2 separate regions of the Homo sapiens genome follow, and region 1 is linked to region 2. A link is a loop called in an ENCODE intact Hi-C map of the cell type or tissue named here. Cell type or tissue: chondrocyte. All regions are shown on one strand. Each heading gives the region's core, and the rest is flanking DNA. Links, peaks and the distances in the headings are about the cores only. Region 1 holds the start of LOC105371466 (a long non-coding RNA gene). Region 2 overlaps NCSTN (nicastrin).

The links. Peaks named below come from ENCODE experiments on the same cell type or tissue, not always from the same donor. Only the 100,000 strongest peaks of a DNase experiment are listed, where the experiment ranks them.
Region 1: it touches region 2 in a loop (6-fold over the local background); 13 of 110 quality-filtered maps call a loop at or near these places.

Annotation. Positions count from the first base shown.
Region 1 is chr1:160,402,407-160,412,148 of GRCh38, forward strand. The region is part of intron 1 of VANGL2 (VANGL planar cell polarity protein 2); the gene reads left to right. It overlaps LOC105371466 (a long non-coding RNA gene), which reads right to left and starts at 5,838. Exons shown (of 4, transcript XR_007066686.1): 1 at 5,597-5,838; 2 at 5,398-5,482; 3 at 3,766-3,919. RefSeq lists an enhancer at 6,895-7,770 and a silencer at 8,193-8,487. In chondrocyte, for the core only: no CTCF peak of the experiment used is centred there; no DNase peak of the experiment used is centred there.
Region 2 is chr1:160,350,782-160,360,523 of GRCh38, forward strand. It overlaps NCSTN (nicastrin), which reads left to right. Exons shown (of 17, transcript NM_015331.3): 6 at 441-591; 7 at 915-1,024; 8 at 1,273-1,425; 9 at 2,106-2,210; 10 at 2,379-2,456; 11 at 3,337-3,509; 12 at 4,874-4,976; 13 at 5,082-5,177; 14 at 5,479-5,566; 15 at 5,819-5,973; 16 at 6,260-6,472; 17 at 7,368-8,168. The coding sequence ends at 7,490. Among named protein-coding and RNA genes, the nearest start is that of NHLH1, 11 kb to the right of the region's middle. In chondrocyte, for the core only: CTCF peaks have their summits at 3,809 (motif pointing right) and 4,013; no DNase peak of the experiment used is centred there.

The sequences.
Region 1 (9,742 bases), core at 942-8,941, 52 kb after region 2:
CTAAAGTTCCTGAGGAGTCTTGAGATTTTGGTGTGGGATGGAAACAAGAGGAGGAAGCATGTCTGGAGGGTTGAGACCTGGTGGGGAACAGCTTGGGTTCCCTGCCCATGGGGTTGAGAAGGTGGCATAGGGTGTTTCTTCAGCAGCTTTTGCAAGTGAGTCTGTGTGGTTTATCAGACCAAAAAGTTTCCCTTTTCCCTGGTGTCAAGCATGATTGAGATGGAGCTGTGGGTGTGGGGCCAGGGCTGAGTGTCTGTGTGTCGGGAAAGGGCCAGGTACCCATTGCAGGCTATACTGCTATACTCATCATCATGATAGTGTGGTGGGAAGTCAGTGACTATCCAGGAAGTGAATGTCTCTTTCCACCAAGAAGCCACAGCTCCCTTCTCTCCCTGTCCTCTCTCATCCTTTCTCTTTTGGGGTATAGGAAAGGGGTTGCTCACCTCCTTCTTTAGGATACTAGCCTTCCCCCATTGCACACTCTTTTTGCTGCCAGTGGCTGGGTTGAGGCACCCAGTTTTAAGAGCTGAGGTGAGATTGTACATACCCATTATGGTCTCTGGGCAATTGCAATTGGAATGTTAGAGTCTCTAATGGGCATGTGCAATTGGAATGTTCCCTCTTTAGTCCTCAGGGCTCCCTACCCTCCCTAAGGCCTGGAGATAAGAGTAGTAGGGGTTAGAAAATGTTTGAACGAGGAACGGGGAACGGGGCAGAGTAGGAAAAGACCTTTAAAAGACCTTTTTTTTTTTTTAATGGATCATTCCCCCAAACCCAACACCTGTCTGATAGTTAGGGCTCCCAGGGCTAGTAAGGCACTTGCATCTAAGATGGTGTGCCCTGGCCCTCTGGGGTCCCTTGTTTGCTCTGTATACGCTGATCACATGCATGATATATTATGCTGGTGGGGGCTCTCTTCCAAAGAGGAGGAATTGTGGTCAGATAATAGGAAATGCCATTTCTGAAAGTACTTCCAGATTGGGAGTCAGTGGCCACGTTGGCCCCTCCTCACCCATTGTCTTGCTCCTGACTTCTATTTCCTCTAATTCTTCCGGGGCAGGCCTCTCTGGTGTGTTTGCCTCTCCTCCTGATCCTTTTAGATCTGAGGAAATATCCCCCCTTCCCTGGCCCTAGAGCAGGACAGTTTTTTATCTGCTCATCTGGTTTCCAGGTCCTTCCAGTTAATGGGGAGGGAACTTGACTAACAGAAGCTTTGGCAGGGAAAAGGAAGAGATCTGATCCCCTCTGAGTTTTAGGGAACTCCAGTCTTCTCCTTCCCTCAAGTGTTCATCACATTGTGAGGCCAGAGAAAGGAGTCAGAGTTGGTTGGAATTAGTACTTAACAGTGGTGTGATCTGGGCAAGTAATAAACCCCATTCCCCAGCCTCTTAGGTGTCTTAAGGCACATCCTCCAAGCCTAGACTGAGCCCTTCCACAAGGAATCCCTGGTCCCCCACCAAGTGGCTTTCTTCCCTGGTTTGCTTTTAAATTCTGGCTTTGCCACTGTCTAATTCCGTGACATCAGACAAAACTGGTAACTTTTTGAAGCCTCACCTGTAAAATGGAATTAATAATAGGCCCTACTTCTTGGGGTTATGAGGATTAAATGAAATAATAGAGAAAGCACGTTGCACAGTTCCTGGCACATAGTAAATGTTAGCTGGATGGTTCGGATTCTGAGGGATAATCATCATTAAGGGAGAGAGGTCGGAGTCGGGATAGGAGAACTAGGCTTTGGTTCTGATCTTCCTTTGGCCGACCACATTAGGCACTCTCTCCTATCTGCCAGGCACAGTGTGAAGCACAGGGGATGGAGGGGCAAATAAGATGTTTTCCCAGGGGAGACATGTGAAAACATGTTGATTCACTGCAGCCCAGTGAGTGCTGTGTGGAGGTGTGTTCAGGAGGCCACTGGAGCATAGAGGAAGAGTGCTTGGCCCTGGGGTGAGGTGCCAGGGAAGGTTCCTGCAGGAGATGCCCTGTTAGCTGGATTTTAAAAAAATTAAGGTGAAATTCACATAATAGGAAATAAACCATTTTAAAGTGAACAGTGGCATTTAGTACATTCACAGTGCTGTGCAACAACCACCTCTGTCTAGTCCCCAAACATTTGCACCATCCCGAAACAAAACCCATACCCATTACACAATTGTCGCCATTTCCCCTTACCCCAGCCCCTGGCAACCACCAATTTGCATCCTGTCTCTATGGATGTACCTATTCTGGATATTTCATACAAATGGAATGATAGAATGCATGACCTTTTGAATCTGGCTTCCTTCGCTTAACATAATGTTTTCCAGGTTAATCCACACGGTAGCATGTAGCATGTATTAGTACTTCATTCCCTTTTATAGCTGAATATTATTCCCTTGTGTGGACAGACTTTACCTGGTTAAAGGATGAGTTAGGCCAACAGGAAGGGTCTTAGGATGGCACTCCTGGTGGAGGCTGAGCGTGAGCAAGAAGGCACACAGGGTATTTGGTAGTCCTGTACCTTGCAGTATGAAGTGGGGATTTGGCCTCAGTTTCTCTGTCTATAAAACAAAGTTAATCATCCCTTTCCTGCTTGTGCTATGGGCTTGGTAGAGTTGGAGGTATTAGGGGAGAAGAGAGGCTAGGGTATTATTGCCTCTTCTCAGGGTCTGGGCTGGGGATGGGACTTTTAAAACTTGCTCTTTCCTCCTCTTTCCTGGGCAGCTCACTCCTGTATGCATCAACCCTCATCCTTGTGGGGAGCCATCTCCCTGTTCACTTGACATCAGCTTCCCCTCTCTCTGAATTGACCTGAAATTTTCCCTTTTACCTTCCACAGGTGGGTAACCCTGTGCATGATGAGATTTTGGCAGCAGAGGTGAAGGAAAGGCCTGGGACTAAGTCCTACTCACATTCTACCCTACGGCGGCCCTCCCCTTCTTTATCCTGTCTCTTGGTGATGTGGCTTGGGCAGCCCTCTCTCACCTTCTCTGTTGTAGTCTGGATAGAACTGTGGTGGGCCAGGGAGAATGTTTGCATTCCTTGTCTCTACCCTGCTTGGTACAGAGTAGGAGGCAGAGGCCCTTTATGGTGGGGCCCTTTGGAAATGAGGTTTTGCTGTGCTTTGTCGGATGCCCCTGGCAAGATTGGTAATTATAGACATAACAGCTGGGAACTGGTTTGAGAGAAGCAGGCTTGGAATCAGCAGACCTGAGGATATCCTGGTAATCAGGGTGGGGCAGGGAGAGGGGAGAGTGGGATGAAGCTGGGGGCTGGGTAGGGTGGGAGGCTTGGGGCCTCCTTCCCCTGCCGCTCCACACACAGCTGGGCTTAGAGCCTAGAGGAGAGTGGGAGGTGATTGGAACCCAGGTCTGCTTTACTGTAAGTGAGGAAGGAGGAAGGAGAGGAGGAAAGGTGGGGGATCCAAGGGCCTCTGAAGAAAGAAGCAGAGAGGAGGAAGAGGCATGTTGGTTGCTCTCTCAGGCAGTACCTGGATGTGGTCTAATTTAGAACAGGGACAACCCTGCACCTAGAGGTGGTTCCATCTTATTTTGGGGTGTTTCTCCTTACAGTGAGGTTATGGGAGCAGGAAGTGGAGGGGATTCGCTGTGGACCCACTAAAGGAGAAAAGGTGGGAACTAACATTTTTTTAAGCATCTATTGTGTGCCAGAATCTGTAATATTCTGCATACATTATTTTGCTGAAAACTCTTAACCTTCTGAAGTAGGCACTATTATTGCCATTTTATAGATAAGGAAACTGAAGTTTGGAAAAGGGGAGCGACTCACCTGAGATTACATAGCTCGTAAAAGGCTGTGCCAGGTCTGACTTCAGTGCTCTTCCTTTTCCCAAAGTCTCTTCACCTTCCCCTACTGTCATTCCAGTTCGGTCTGATTGCTCATTATTGCCTTTAATCTTGCACTTGAGTAATTCCCCTGTTTTCTGAAAAGCAAACATGAGTCCAGTGTCAGCCTGAGGAGTAGAGAAGCCTACCCTTGAGGGTGGGAGTCAGAGAACGATCTCATCTCCAGGAGGAGCACCTTGGTGTCATAAGCCTGGGGCGGGGCCAGCATCTGGGCAGAAACCTCTCCTGGGGTGGGTCTCTTTCTCCTTGCTGGGCCATGATTTTGGATGGGGGTTGGGGTAAAGGAGTGACTGTAGGCTCCGGCCACCATGGCCCGTGGGGTCTTGTTTGTGAATGGGAGGAGCCTGGTCCTTATTGTCTGTAGGGTTTTCTCACAGCCCCTAACAATGTCCTTCAGACTCCTGTTTTCACCAGAGTGTTCTTGGCTCCCTCAGCCTGGTCAGAGAGAGAGGGTGTGTTTGTTTGTGGGTCTAGGGAGGGGGTTCTGGTTTTTTTTTTTTTGAAACCGTTTCGCTCGTTGACTAGGCTGGAGTGCAATGGCGCGATCTTGGCTCACTACAACCTCTGCCTCCCTGGTTCGAGTGATTCTCCTGCCTCAGCCTCCCGAATAGCTGGGATTACAGGCATGCACCACCATGCCTGGCTAATTTTGCATTTTTTGGAGAGGCGGGGTTTCACCATGTTGGTCAGGCTGGTCTGGAACTCCTGACCTCAGGTGATCTACCTGCCTCGGCCTCCCTAAGTGCTGGGATCACAGGCGTGAGCCACCACGCCCGGCCCAGGGGGTCTGGTTTTTTAGGGTAAGTAGGGTTTAGATAGGAACAGGTGCTGAGCCCGAAGTGTGAATGCAGTCACTTAAAAAACAACAGACTGTGAACAAAAACATGCATTTTGACACCTGCTTTACTTCAGGAATGGAGGTGGCAGATATAAGGGATGGGAGAGTTGAGAATTTTCAGCAAAGAGTGAGAATCTCAGGTAGGGGGGTGGTCGCGATGGTGGAGGCCGGCTGGTACTTGGGCCTTTCAGCTGGATCTGGTTTTCTAGATAAGAACTGGCCAAGTTGCCAGATCCAAGGCATTGGGCTGAGGCAACAGGAGGTTCTCAGGATGGGGATACCCAGCCCTGCCACCCTCATCCCCAGTCACACTGCATCTCACACCCTGAGGCCCACTCTACCACTTTCCTACAATCCAGCCTTTGCTGACAGTGCCCCCATATGTTCTTCCCTCACACTCCATCCTCACAGCTCAACTCTCCCCATCCACAGCAAGCCCGAGGTTGGCTAACTTCCCCTTCCCAACTAGCTGCTTTTCACATCTTTGCACCCCAGGGCAGGGGCTGGGTGAGCAGGCTTTGAAGGTCTTTTGGGGCCAGGGACAGTTGGGGCCTACCTCGAGCAGCAGGCTAGGAAGAGGGGGGCATTTGTTTTTGGAGTGTACAGGACACTCACTGACTTACGGGTCAGCACAACTCACCCACCTCCCATTGTCCACCCTCTCCCTGAAGACACCTCAAGCTGCCTGCTTTCCTTCTTGGTTCTTCCACAGCTCACCTGGTGGGCAGGTACGGGCCAGTTCTCTGCCTAGGCCAAGGGAGGAAGCAGCTCAAAGCCTGGTGGTGGAAATTGTGGGGCCTGCCTGTTGGTAAAAATTAAATGGAGAATCCAGAAGCCCTGGTTGCCTTCCCACCAGCTTAGTGTCCCGTCTTCCCGCCGGCCCCCACCTGGGACAGATGCCAGGGGCATTACTCACCTTTTCTCCTGCAGCCTTTCCACCCCCAGTGTTCTCTTCAAGACGGACTAGGAATGGGTCTGGGGAAGGCTAGGGAATGGGGTGCTATGGGACATGAATGTGCACACGTGTCTGCTTTTGTGTGCTGTGTTGGGGGGCAGGTACCTTCTGGGAGCTGGGATGGGGGTGGGGGTGCCAGAGAGACAGCGGAGCAGGTCTCTACAGAACCTGCCTAGCCAGGGTGGGTGGAGCTGGGTGGGGCAGGCAGGAGTGATTCCAGGTTTCAGAGGGGGAACAGAGTGTGGGTGTGTATGCGTATGGGTGGGTATTTTGGTGTGTTTGCGGATTTAGAGGTCCTCGGCCTCACCCCCAGCCTTAGACTGAGGGAAATTCAGGACGTAGGTGGAGAGGGGCTTGGCTCTGGCTTCCCCAACTGCTTTTGAGGTAGAATGCAAGCTCAGGTATCCTGGCCAGGAGCCCAGTCTGTGGGCCCTTCCCCTGCGGTGCACCCTGCACTGGGGTCTGCTGGTGAGAAGCTGCTCTGGAAGCCTAGATGCCTGGATGACACAAGCATGGCCAGGATCCCACCCCTCCTCTGCCACTCAGCCCAGTGAGGAGAAGGATCCTGCCCCCACCCTGGGGCTATGAGGATGGTGAGCTCATCTCTGGGGCTGTCCTGGGAGAATGCCTGGTTAACAGGGCGGGGGTGGGGCACCTGGTGCCAGCTCCTGGGCTCCCTGCTCTGCCCTTCCCACCCCTCAGCCCACCAAGATACAGCTGTTCTCTCTGGCCTCCTGGGCAGCACTGTCACCCAAGGACAGCCTTTTTCAGGGTTTAGGAATGAGGGTCAGGGCAAAATCTTCATCCTATTTTTGGTCCAGGGCTGGAGCTGGTCCTTGCCCACTCTGTACCTTAGTCTTTTCGGTGATAGCAAAAGCCCAGCCTCTCTGGATGGGTGGCTTGCCCATAGCCCAAGGCTGGATGGGGATGAAGGAACATCAAGGTTCTTAGTTGTGGTAGATGGATGGGTGCAGGAACCACCCCTTTTGGGGATAGAGGCTCTTTGGTTCTGGCTGTCTTAGCTGAGGCCTGTCTAGTCTCTGTCTCTTTGTCCCTGGTGAGAAGAGGGGGCAGGACGGAGTCAGCAAATCCTCTCCTGTCGTGGCCCTCTTGCAGTTGTGGCTACTCAAGGAACCAGTGTCCAGAGCAGTCTCATGGAGAAACCTGGTCTCACTCCAAGAGGAGCACTCCTCAAAGTCAGTGTTACTACGATTTTCCAACAATTAGAGGAGGCCAGAAATGGGCTGCCGTAGAAGTAGTGGCCATGGGCTAGTCACCTTCTCTCTCTGGGTCCCACTTTTTTATTTGTAAAATTTGAGGTTGTCCCTCTAAGGCCCCTTTCAGCTTGGTGCTGGGAACTGCTGAGAAGAGGGTGGTTCAGCCAGCTGTGTCCTCCTGAAGGGAAAAGGGAAAGGGAAAGGGAAAGGGGAAGGGGTGTCAGGGGAATGATATGGGCATAGTCAGAGGTTCAGGTACCTTCCTTCCGTCTGTGGAAGCTGTGTTGGATGTCTGCATTTTCAACCCACACCCATCAACTTCAGCCCCCCACCAGGGCCTGACAGCGCTGCCTGGGTTGAGCACATCTGTGAAACTCAGGGGAGGTGTGTGACAAGGAGGAAAACCAAGCAAGGCTCTGAAGTGCGACAGCTGTGTCTCGAGTCTCTGCTCTGCCTTGCACTGGCCTTAGGCCTTGGTGAGGTACTCTGACTGTACTCTGAGCTAGCACGGAGAGCTAGCTCCTGGGATCCTGGGCTGGGAGGTTGGACCCTGGGCTTAGTTCTTGCCACCTCCATGGCTGAAGGTGGGCTTCCAGCACTTTGAGTGGAACTTATATTGATATCCTTGGACCTTGGCACTATGGATGGTGATGATTAGGGAGCCAGGCAGCTAGGGGGTGCCCACATGCATACCCCTGCCCACGGGCTGCAGTGGGAAAGGGGTGCAAGGCATATGCAGGAAGACCCAGGCTCCTGAGTAGGAATCGGAGACCTTTAGTGGGCAGGGGCCCACAGACGACTCTTCAGGCAGGTTCTGAAGCAGTAATCACACCCATTTCCCTGTGTTCAGGCAGAACCACCCTTCCCTAGTCCCTGACTACGGAGAGAAAAATGGTCCTATCAGAGATCTCTGCCCCTGTCTGAGGAGAACTTGAGGCTTCTTGTCCTCTTTCCCATCGTCTTCCCGTCTGGCTGGAAGTCTTTTAAAAATCAAACCCAAGCACCCTTCTCAGCTGCTTCCAGCCCTGTCCTCGGTGGAGATGAGGAACACTAGGTGCCCTTTTTAGGTACATGTTTTGCTCTGTCCCTGCCCCCCTTTTCTTCCGTGGCCTACTCACCCTGGTTTCCACAGCTCTTTCTCCCAGCCCCGTCTGCATCTATGCTCTGTCTCATTACCTCACCCCAGGCCTAAAGTAGCCGGGACTGGGCTGCGGGGTGGGCCCGGGCTAGAGCAGTGGCAGGAGGTGGCGTCTGGAGCTGCCTGCGTCTGGTCATCGGCCCCCAGCACGCGCCACACATGGGGGTGCTGGCGTTTGTGTTCAACGCCTTGCCCACTTGAGCCGCCTCCTTTGAGTGGGAAATGGGAAAGGGTTGGTCCGCCCTGGTCTGTGTTTTGGCCAACACCCACCCCCCTTATACACACACACACACACACACACACGCACGCACGCACGCACTACTCTAGGGCCCTGCTCCCTCTGCCTGTTGCCAGGTTCTGAGTGTATTTTTTCCAGAGGCCTCCAATTGTTTCCTGAAGAAACCTGATCCCAGAGCTCAGACAAAAGCTGGGGCCGCCAGAGGAGAAACCCCATTCTCTCCTCCTCTGTCCCTATTGCCCCCACCTCCATAACCTCCCTCCCTTTGGATGCTGGGTATGGGTTCCAGGACCCGGCTGCCATCACCTAGGCAACAGGGGGCTTTTGTTGCCATGGTGATCAATGTGGGAGAAGCTGGGCAGCAGGGACAAAAGCCCCCACATTCCCCCCTGCCAAGCTCCCCCCCAATCCCCTTGGGATGATACTGAGACACATTCCATTAATTTTATTTCTGAAAGGCCTTTGGAGGGGAGAAGGGTCTCCTTTTTGTAACAGGCTCTCTCTTCTCTCCCTCTCTCCTCCCTGGCCTCATTTTAACCCCAGATAATCCATGGTTGGTTTGAGCAGGGGACTGAGTGTGTGTGTTTGTGTCTTGGGAAGTGGGGGGCAAGGTGAAAGGCAGTGGGGCACATTCCTTTTCTATAGCCTCCCCCTTCCCCAGACTAGGGCAGCTCCCTGTCCTGCACCAAGTCCGGACTTCCCTCCCTGTCTCGTCATCCCTCTTGACGTTTCCACTTGTTGATCTCATCCAGCCATCCCCTCCCCCCATCTCTTCCCTGGGAACGCTGCCCACCCAGGGGACCCTCCAAACCCCTGATCCCTGAGACTGATTAAATAAGGGGAACTTCTGCCCTTCTCTTTACTCCCCTCTCCTCCCTCCTCCCAGGCCCCCCAGCAGCAGTGCTTGGATTAGTTCCCTGGTGTACTTGAAGACACAGCAGGCAAGGGTCTCAGAAGTCGGGTTCATTTTTGGCACCTGTGTTTGGTAGGGAGGAGACAAGCGTGTTTTGGTGCTTTTTGGGCACTCTGACTTGGGTTGGCAGGCCAGGGGAGCAGGATTCATGTTGAGTCTTTAGTAAGTAGCAGGGGAGGAAGATAGGGGGCACTAGGCTGGGCAGCTCAGAACAAAAGGGGACTGGTACCCTTGTCTGGTTTGAAATTTATCTGTAGGGGAAATGAAATGGCATCAGTTTACCTTCTGGGTGTGTTTGAAGTGGTGGTTCTGGTTGGTGTGTGTGTGTGTGTGTATGTGTGAGACTTCTTTATTTAGTTGTACTAACAGCAGGGTTTATTTATACCACCTCTTTCCCTAGTCTCAGAGGAAGTGTCTGAGGATTGGAGTATGAGTGATCCTGGAGCTAAAACTTGTTAATTGCTTAACTAATTACTAGCTGAACCATTTATAAAAGCACTTCTTTCACCCTCGTGATCCTTACGGCTACCCCATGAAAAGGCATCATTGTCTTCACTATTTTACTAATGAGCTTACCAGGCTACAAGCACAGAGGTGTTAA
Region 2 (9,742 bases), core at 655-8,654:
AATATGCCTTAATTCTGGTCTAGTATTTCCATTTTGACTCATAGAGTAGTTAAGAGATTTGTCCAAAGTTGTATGGTGAGTTGATCTCCAAGCTGTGTCATATCTGATTTCCTATCTCTAGTTTGGTGCTCTTTGTATCAGACCACACTGAATCTTTTCAGTGGCTGAAGCTTCAAATTGGGCCAGGCCATCTGGAATGGGATAGTTTCATCTCCAGCTAAACCACTGAGTCTGCAACCCTTTGTAACTCTTGATGAGTTTTTTTCTTTGACCTTATAGATCCTATGGTGGTTCTAGGATAACTATAGCTCAGGGATAAATGTCTCCGAAAAGGGTGTGGCTCCATCCCAAAAGGATGGAACTGGGCCCTCCTCCTTCTGGGATGTAAGGGAGGGCCTCCACAAACTAGCTGTCTCAGTGGGGTCCATCTCCCCTTTCAGTGCTATCAAGATCACAACCTGAGTCAGAATGGCTCAGCACCAACCTTCCCACTATGTGCCATGCAGCTCTTTTCACACATGCATGCTGTCATCAGCACTGCCACCTGCATGCGGCGCAGCTCCATCCAAAGCACCTTCAGCATCAACCCAGGTAGGGCAGATCCGAACCATGAGGGTAATGGAATAAGGGGCAGAGGGAGAGTGGAACCAGGCCAGGGAATGTTAGAGAGACTGTAATAGGGAAGGAGTAGACACCATGAAGGAGCTCTGCATGGGAGAACTAGAAACAATTCTGAAAAATTTAGGCAGCTTGTTCCTAAAGTGGATAGTGGCAGAGAAGCCAACCTCGGACTGTTGGAAGTAGAGAAAACGACTTAGAGTCCGTGGGGCACTGGTCAGAGATTTCCAATGTTGCCTTTATAGCTACCTTCTCCTTTAGCCTTGTTGATCTCTCATTGTTTGTGTCCTGCTTAGAAATCGTCTGTGACCCCCTGTCTGATTACAATGTGTGGAGCATGCTAAAGCCTATAAATACAACTGGGACATTAAAGCCTGACGACAGGGTTGTGGTTGCTGCCACCCGGGTGAGTGTTGGCTTCTGATCAGGATGGGCAGGGCTGGCACAAAAAGAGCTGGTAGGCCCCGCTCTAGCATATCAGATTTCAAAGTTGCTAAATTGGGAAGCCTCAAATGGGGAGGAATCTGGGCTGTGGGACTCCTGGGTTGTCTCCATTGCCACAGGACAGGTATATTCTCTTGACTGGAGCAAGAAAGGAGGTTTGGGGCCAGTTTTAAAGTATATATCCCCTGACTTTTCTTCTGTTGTACCTAGCTGGATAGTCGTTCCTTTTTCTGGAATGTGGCCCCAGGGGCTGAAAGCGCAGTGGCTTCCTTTGTCACCCAGCTGGCTGCTGCTGAAGCTTTGCAAAAGGCACCTGATGTGACCACCCTGCCCCGCAATGTCATGTTTGTCTTCTTTCAAGGGGTAAGGGCTCTTTGGCTGGGGTGCAATGGCAGGGAAGAAAGAGGATAGTAAAGATGAGAGTGGCTACTGGTTGGAGAAGACCTCAGCACTTGACCTAAGTTGTTAACCAGCACAGAGCTTCTGGATGTGTCTACATGTGTCTCCCCTTTAGATTCCTCCATTTTAGGAAGCTTAGATTCCTTCTTTTTAGGAAGCTTTTACACCCTGAATTGGTATGTAACCAGCCCCCTCTTTCCCCCACTGATAAGATATATTGGAGGCGGCCTTTTACTTTTATTCTCTGGACTCCTTTACTGCTATCTCCATCCAGGAGCCGTTAGGCTCCTGACTCTCATCACTAGGACCACAGCAGAATAAGGGAACAGCATCTGTGGCTGAGTCACTGGAGGTGGGGGACCGTTAAGAATCAGACACATAATAGCTGATGTTCATCTTAGACCTTTACTAAGGCTACTTTCCCCATTTCTGGGCTTCAGAAGTCTTGTAATACATATGAGGGATAGTCACAGCTGGGAGGTGGGGCCAAGAGAAGCCGAAAGTCACATGACTGTAAGCTGACTAGCAGTTGAGGTGACCTGAGATAGTCGTCTTACCTACAGCTTTGATGATCTGGCCGCCTTCGAGGCTCTCCTAACCCTTTGGAATCTCTGTTCCCCCTCCCACCTACCTCCATCTCTCAGGAAACTTTTGACTACATTGGCAGCTCGAGGATGGTCTACGATATGGAGAAGGGCAAGTTTCCCGTGCAGTTAGAGAATGTTGACTCATTTGTGGAGCTGGGACAGGTATGTGGCATGTCCCCCAGCCCCTTCCTTTTTAATTAAATCTTCCTCCTTTGTTGTTCTGCGGTCTTAACTGCAGGAACCACCGCCTCTTCCCTTGACTTCTATCCCCTAGGCATGGCCCAGAACAGGAGACTGATTCTAAGTGTTGTTTCTTCATCCTCCCCCCAGGTGGCCTTAAGAACTTCATTAGAGCTTTGGATGCACACAGATCCTGTTTCTCAGAAAAATGAGTCTGTACGGAACCAGGTAACCTGAGCATCTCCCCTCATTTCCTATTCCTACAGCTCAGAATCCAGACCCCAACCCCTGCCCTGTTTCCACCAACCCCCAGGGCCTGTGAGACAGGGTAAGAGACAGGATTGGATTGGGTGTTGGCCAAAGGATGAACACCACAGCTGTTGTTGCTGCTGGGAAGAATCAGGAACTCAGTGACATTCCATTGGTTCCCTGGACTGGGTAGTTCTCTGATCATTTGTTGCCTAGCAGACTACCACTGCCCATTAAGGATAGGTGAGTGACTAGCTCCCTTCTTGCCTTGCTGCCCCATGGATCCAATTGTCAAGGCTGCTCTACCCAAGTCCTGGCTGTGTCACACTCGCTGCCCAACTTGTCCTCCACTTTCCTCATTGCTTGTTCAAAACCTTCCCTTCCCTCTAGGTCCACCTTTAGGCCTGCTTTTTTCCAGGTGGTCCTCTTTCTGCAATTCCAGCCTTCAGCATCATCCCTGCTCTGGACTCCTGTAGCATTTAAAGAATTGGTTATCTGTTTGGCATTCAGCACGCAGTTTTCTATTATTATTTGCTCCCTTCAATTCTGCACAATAAATAATAAGTGAAGCATCCACTGAGGATAAAGCAGAGTCTTGAAGACAGTAGAATTTACTTATAAATATGAAAAAAAAGGTCTCTTCTTTATGCCCCAATTTTCTAACTCTAAAAAGAATGGTGGAAGCTACAGGAAATTCAGAGAGCCTTGGTCCCAAAAGGCTTGAGGGATAAAGGTCTACTAGAGATAGGGTAGCTCCCCAAGCAGGGAACTTGAAGTATAGAGCATTTCAGGCCTAAAAGAGACCTCCTGCTTCCCATCCCCCAGCCTCCCATCAGTTAATCTCCCTCGTACCCCCCAGGTGGAGGATCTCCTGGCCACATTGGAGAAGAGTGGTGCTGGTGTCCCTGCTGTCATCCTCAGGAGGCCAAATCAGTCCCAGCCTCTCCCACCATCTTCCCTGCAGCGATTTCTTCGAGCTCGAAACATCTCTGGCGTTGTTCTGGCTGACCACTCTGGTGCCTTCCATAACAAGTAAGAATCACTTGGCCCTGCACCCTCTTCATTCTTGAAGAGAGTCTATTCTGCAGTCTGGGAGGAAGGTCACTGCCCTCCGCTTTCCCACACTACCCCCTCCAGAACTTCAGGTCCATCTGTATTCTTTGCTCAGTGGCGTTTTCACATCTGAACTGAAACCCTTATTTGTTTGACTGGATATTCATCTTAGAAACTCATCCTCACCCTTAGCCCTTTACTGTCAACAATCCTTGGTTATGGTTCCACTGCTCCCTAGCTCTCCAGGGTCCTGAGTTCCTCAGGGTTGCCAGCAGAGGGCATCATCTCAAACACAAGCATGGGAAGGATGGTGGGGGCCCTTTGGCTAGAAGACAGAAAGCAGTCCTTCTCTGGAACTCACCCAGAGGTGCCAGAAACAGTATTCATACTCTGTGAAATGTACCATGTTCTTGCCATGTGGTAGATGGCCATGGTTCAGTGCGAGGGTAAAAGTGCCTCCTATAGCTGATGGGGCTCCAGAGATACAAAGGGTAACTCTGGGTTACCCTTTAACTGCTCCTAACTTGAGGCCTTGGATAACAGGGGACTTCTTACTCAGGCTGGATTGCCAAGCTTCCCGAGGGCCAAATGAGTTTCGTAGTGAAAATGCTTGAGCTCTATTTCTGACCCCAGCCAAGTAGCACCTTCTCATTCATTTAGGGGAGTGACCGTCCTAGCACTTAGGGTCAGCTGTCTTCTCTAAAGCTATCCTTGTACCACTTTGGGGCAAGTGAAGATTCATCATTTGAACACATTTTGGATTTGATTATGTAGCTGACTTGACTTTGTGTGGGACAGGGATTTACTGATGGTAAAGACTGTGGAGCTCAGCCTCTCTTTTAAGATCTATCTCCTTGGGGCTCCATAAGGATCATCATGGTGATTTTATCAGTGTATTCTTATATATCAGTGAGCAGACCTGATCCTAAGACCTGCTAATCACCTCCTGCTCCCAGCTACCCTAAATATAAATGTTCATTGGAACAGTTATACAACTGATCTCATGATACATGGCAGAGTTCTCTGAAAATCATCTTAGCCATCCCCCATATCTCCAGCCCAAATGATGTAGAAGAGTCTCTCCTTTGTTTAAAGATCTGAGCTCATTCAGCTTTTCTACCTTGTCTGTCAGGAAAGTCTTTAATTTTCACTAACCACCTCACCCTCACTCCTACCTCCCTGTTCTCCACACCTTCTGCAATATGGGATCCTGATTGTCTCTCACCCCTTTCTTCTGATGCTGAAAATGAGATACTGAGTCCCTGCATAAGGAGCATTTGAGGGAGGAAAGGGGCAGAGCCCTGGCTAAATGTAGCCAAGGCTCATGCCGGCTTTCCTGGCAGATATTACCAGAGTATTTACGACACTGCTGAGAACATTAATGTGAGCTATCCCGAATGGCTGAGCCCTGAAGAGGACCTGAACTTTGTAACAGACACTGCCAAGGTAGCACTGAGCCAGGCTGGGTGGGAGCCTGGGGCACACAGTGAAGATGCTAGCATTTGAGGATAGGAGAGGTGGGCCATTCAGCCCCCTCCTCACCTACCACAGGCCCTGGCAGATGTGGCCACGGTGCTGGGACGTGCTCTGTATGAGCTTGCAGGAGGAACCAACTTCAGCGACACAGTTCAGGCTGATCCCCAAACGGTAAGCAGATGGGCCCTAGCTCCTTCTTTCTATTTACACAGCAAGCTGTCCCTATCCTCCCTTGCCCTAGTGTCCCAAACCTTGGAATTCCACATGACTGTTGATGCCGGTGAGAATGCCTCATGCCCCAGAGAGCTCTTGGGTGGGCCTCATCTGCATCTTATGAGCCAGCTACTGTCTCCCAACTCCAGTCTATCTGGCCAGTCTGGTTCCTGCCCCATGACTGGGTCTCCACTGATAATTCTTTCCCTGGGCTCCCTTCAAGTCACAGGGTTTTCTCTCTTTACTGTTCCAATCCTAGGTTACCCGCCTGCTCTATGGGTTCCTGATTAAAGCCAACAACTCATGGTTCCAGTCTATCCTCAGGCAGGACCTAAGGTCCTACTTGGGTAAGCATCTGGTGTGGGAATGGGACCCTTAGCTGAGGAAAGGGATAGAGAAAAAGTCTTTTGGTTTAACCTTTATTATTTTTTTTCTTTTTCCTCTCTGTTTTTCTTACCCCCTGTTTTCCTTTCTTTCTTCTCATATTTGATGGATCCTTTTCCATTGCCCTTCTTTCTGGCTGCTGCCAATCTTGGGCTTTTCCTATTTCACCCACCATCCACCCACCAAATCTTCCCTTCCCTTTGGTCTGCACTCAGGTGACGGGCCTCTTCAACATTACATCGCTGTCTCCAGCCCCACCAACACCACTTATGTTGTACAGTATGCCTTGGCAAATTTGACTGGCACAGTGGTCAACCTCACCCGAGAGCAGTGCCAGGATCCAAGTAAAGTCCCAAGTGAAAACAAGGATGTGAGTGGTGGTGGGTGTTGGAAGTGCCCTGGGGCCCCTTTCCCTTGGGAAAGTTGGAGGTTCTTCTAGACCTAGTTAGACCCAGGGGATTGGGATGGAGAGGTGGAGAGATGCAGTCCTCAGCAATTGGGTGTTGAAAAGCCTGGGTGAAAATGGACCATCTGAAGGGTAAAGGGACAGCAGCCAGTTAGCTCAATTGGTTAGAGCATGGCACTGATAGAGGGTAGAGGGAACGAGTGAGAAGAGGATCACCCTAGCCGTGTGTTGTGGCGCATCTTCTGTGCAGCTGTATGAGTACTCATGGGTCCAGGGCCCTTTGCATTCTAATGAGACGGACCGACTCCCCCGGTGTGTGCGTTCTACTGCACGATTAGCCAGGGCCTTGTCTCCTGCCTTTGAACTGAGTCAGTGGAGCTCTACTGAATACTCTACATGGACTGAGAGCCGCTGGAAAGATATCCGTGCCCGGATATTTCTCATCGCCAGCAAAGAGCTTGAGGTGAGATGGGGCAGGGGCATAGGTGGCAGGGATCTGTTTGACTTCTTTCTCTGCTTTCTTGTGTCATATAGCCCTTTCCATCTCCCATTTGCCCCACATTTGTAGCAAAAGCCTACTGCAAATCTGTCCCTGGTCAGCCAGCATGTTCCCTTAGGAGGCCTTTTTTTTGAGATGGAGTTTCATTCTTGTTGCTCAAGCTGGAGTGCAATGGCACAATCTCAGCTTACTGCAACCTCCGTCCCTTGGGTTTAAGCAGTTCTCCTGCCTCAGCCTTTCGAGTAGCTGGGATTACAGGCATGTGTCACCACACCCAGCTAATTTTTTTTTATTTTTAGTAGAGATGGGTTTCACCATGTTGGTCAGGCTAGTCTTAAACTCCTGACCTCAGGTGATCCACCTTTCTTGGCCTCCCAAAGTGCTGGGATTATAGGCGTGAGCCACTGCACCCGGCCAGGAGGCCTTTCTTCACAGATAGTTTGAGTAGGTGTTCATTCTGGAGAGCCCCTGTGGATCCCAGAACTCTTTCACAGCTTCAACTCCCGGCTGGCATTCCCCATCTGGCACAGCTGGGATGAGTCAGTCTAATGTACCGAGCTCCTGTCACAAGTCAGTAATGTAAGTGCCGCAAGGGAACCAAAGCCATGGGCCCTCCTTTCAAAATGCCTAAAATCTAAGTAATACAAGATGGAAGCAAGAACAGAGATGCTTTACTTCTCTTTTCAAATGGGGAGACAAAGTCTGTAGGCTGGAGAGATGTTGCCCATGATTATTCCATAGTTGGTGCTTAGAGCCAGCATCCGAATTCCCATGGCTCCAAACCCCAAACAGTTATCCAAAAAACTGCACTGAGTTCTGAGAATGCCTTTGTCCTTTCCTGCCCTCCCTCCCCCTGCAGTTGATCACCCTGACAGTGGGCTTCGGCATCCTCATCTTCTCCCTCATCGTCACCTACTGCATCAATGCCAAAGCTGATGTCCTTTTCATTGCTCCCCGGGAGCCAGGAGCTGTGTCATACTGAGGAGGACCCCAGCTTTTCTTGCCAGCTCAGCAGTTCACTTCCTAGAGCATCTGTCCCACTGGGACACAACCACTAATTTGTCACTGGAACCTCCCTGGGCCTGTCTCAGATTGGGATTAACATAAAAGAGTGGAACTATCCAAAAGAGACAGGGAGAAATAAATAAATTGCCTCCCTTCCTCCGCTCCCCTTTCCCATCACCCCTTCCCCATTTCCTCTTCCTTCTCTACTCATGCCAGATTTTGGGATTACAAATAGAAGCTTCTTGCTCCTGTTTAACTCCCTAGTTACCCACCCTAATTTGCCCTTCAGGACCCTTCTACTTTTTCCTTCCTGCCCTGTACCTCTCTCTGCTCCTCACCCCCACCCCTGTACCCAGCCACCTTCCTGACTGGGAAGGACATAAAAGGTTTAATGTCAGGGTCAAACTACATTGAGCCCCTGAGGACAGGGGCATCTCTGGGCTGAGCCTACTGTCTCCTTCCCACTGTCCTTTCTCCAGGCCCTCAGATGGCACATTAGGGTGGGCGTGCTGCGGGTGGGTATCCCACCTCCAGCCCACAGTGCTCAGTTGTACTTTTTATTAAGCTGTAATATCTATTTTTGTTTTTGTCTTTTTCCTTTATTCTTTTTGTAAATATATATATAATGAGTTTCATTAAAATAGATTATCCCACACGACTTGTACTGCTAGTTATTCTTCCCAGGCCACCTTGTTCAGCGAGCCTAGACTGGAAGTCATGAAGTTATCTTTTATGCTATCATCTTGGGCTCCAGAGGACCCAAGGAGTAAGGCTCTGTCAAAAACAGTTGAAGTCCTTTCAAATTGCAGAGCCCTGGTTCTCCTCTTGTAAGAACAATGTTAACATAGTTTCTTCTCACTTTGTAATGAACGGGCATTTTTTTTTTTTTTTTTTTTTTTTTTTTTTTTTGAGATGGAGTCTTGCTCTGTCACCCAGGCTGGAGTGCAGTGGCGCGATCTCGGCTCACTGCAAGCTCCACCTCCCGGGTTCACGCCATTCTCTTGCCTCAGCTTCCCAAGTAGCTGGGACTACAGGCACCCACCACCACGCCCAGCTAATTTTTTTTGTATTTTTAGTAGAGACGGAGTTTCACCATGTTAGCCAGGATGGTCGTGACCTCCTGACCTTGTGATCCACCCACCTCGACCTCCCAAAGTGCTGGGATTACAGGCGTGAGCCACCGCGCCCGGCCATGAACAGGCATTTCTTTATTCACTCTGAGACACTGGCTGGGGTACAGAGATGAAGAGAATATAACCCTAACCCTCGAGTAGCTCAGCTGGGATGAGAAGAGAGACAGACATTCTCACAACTACATGTAATCCAGTGTAATAAAAGGAATAATTGCAGCATATCCCAAGTGCTCTGGTAGCACATAGTGAAACTCAGGACCATGTCAGGGGTGACATTCAAGTGATGATTTAAAGCGTTCACCAGTTGTGGAAGCACAGAGTCAAGAAAAGGAGTGAGTCATGTTTGGGAGATGGTAAGTTCAGTGTGTCTGAGCCATAAGCATCAGCAGGAGGCGAGGTTGGGCTAAATCCCGAAGTTCTTGGCTGGCATGCTGCTAAGGAGTTTGGGTTTCTGTTAATGGTGGGCCTTTTGTAGGCCAAAACAAGTTTGGACTGTTTTAGAAAAAGAACATCACCTCTGTAGAGATCCTCAAATTCCCTGGGTCTTCACGGAGGCAAAATTCTGGAGTATAGCAGCACTGCTAAATAATCGTGGGCAGCGGCTGAGTCAGCCAAGGGGGAAAGAGAACCTGCAGGAGCAGAAGCCTAAACCCAGCCTTCACTCCACTGCTGGCCAGGAGGCTGCTTCTGACACGTGCCTGAATACTCGCAGCAATGGAAAGGGACTGGCTGGCAGTATTCACAGGGTCTCAAGCACTCCTCTTAGTTCCCTGATTGGACTACTTACCTTTTCAAATCCTGCTGAGAAGAGGTGATTTTTCTCCAGGTTTCTCTCCAAGTTCCCCTGGGGGGAAGGGAGACATGTTTGGAGTTCAAGAGATGAAATACACCCTGCTACTTCTCCCCCACCCCAACCCTCCCAGTTTGAGCTGGAGAGGCTGTGTGATGCTGGCGGAAGTCGAGCACAGCTGCCACCATCGACTGGGCCAGGCTCCACACCTCCCTCGGCCAACAGGTCTCCCAGCGGACAGAGCAGTAAACTCCCTCATCCTGCTGGCAGCTTCAGGAAGCAGAGAAGTGGCTGGGTACCAGTGAG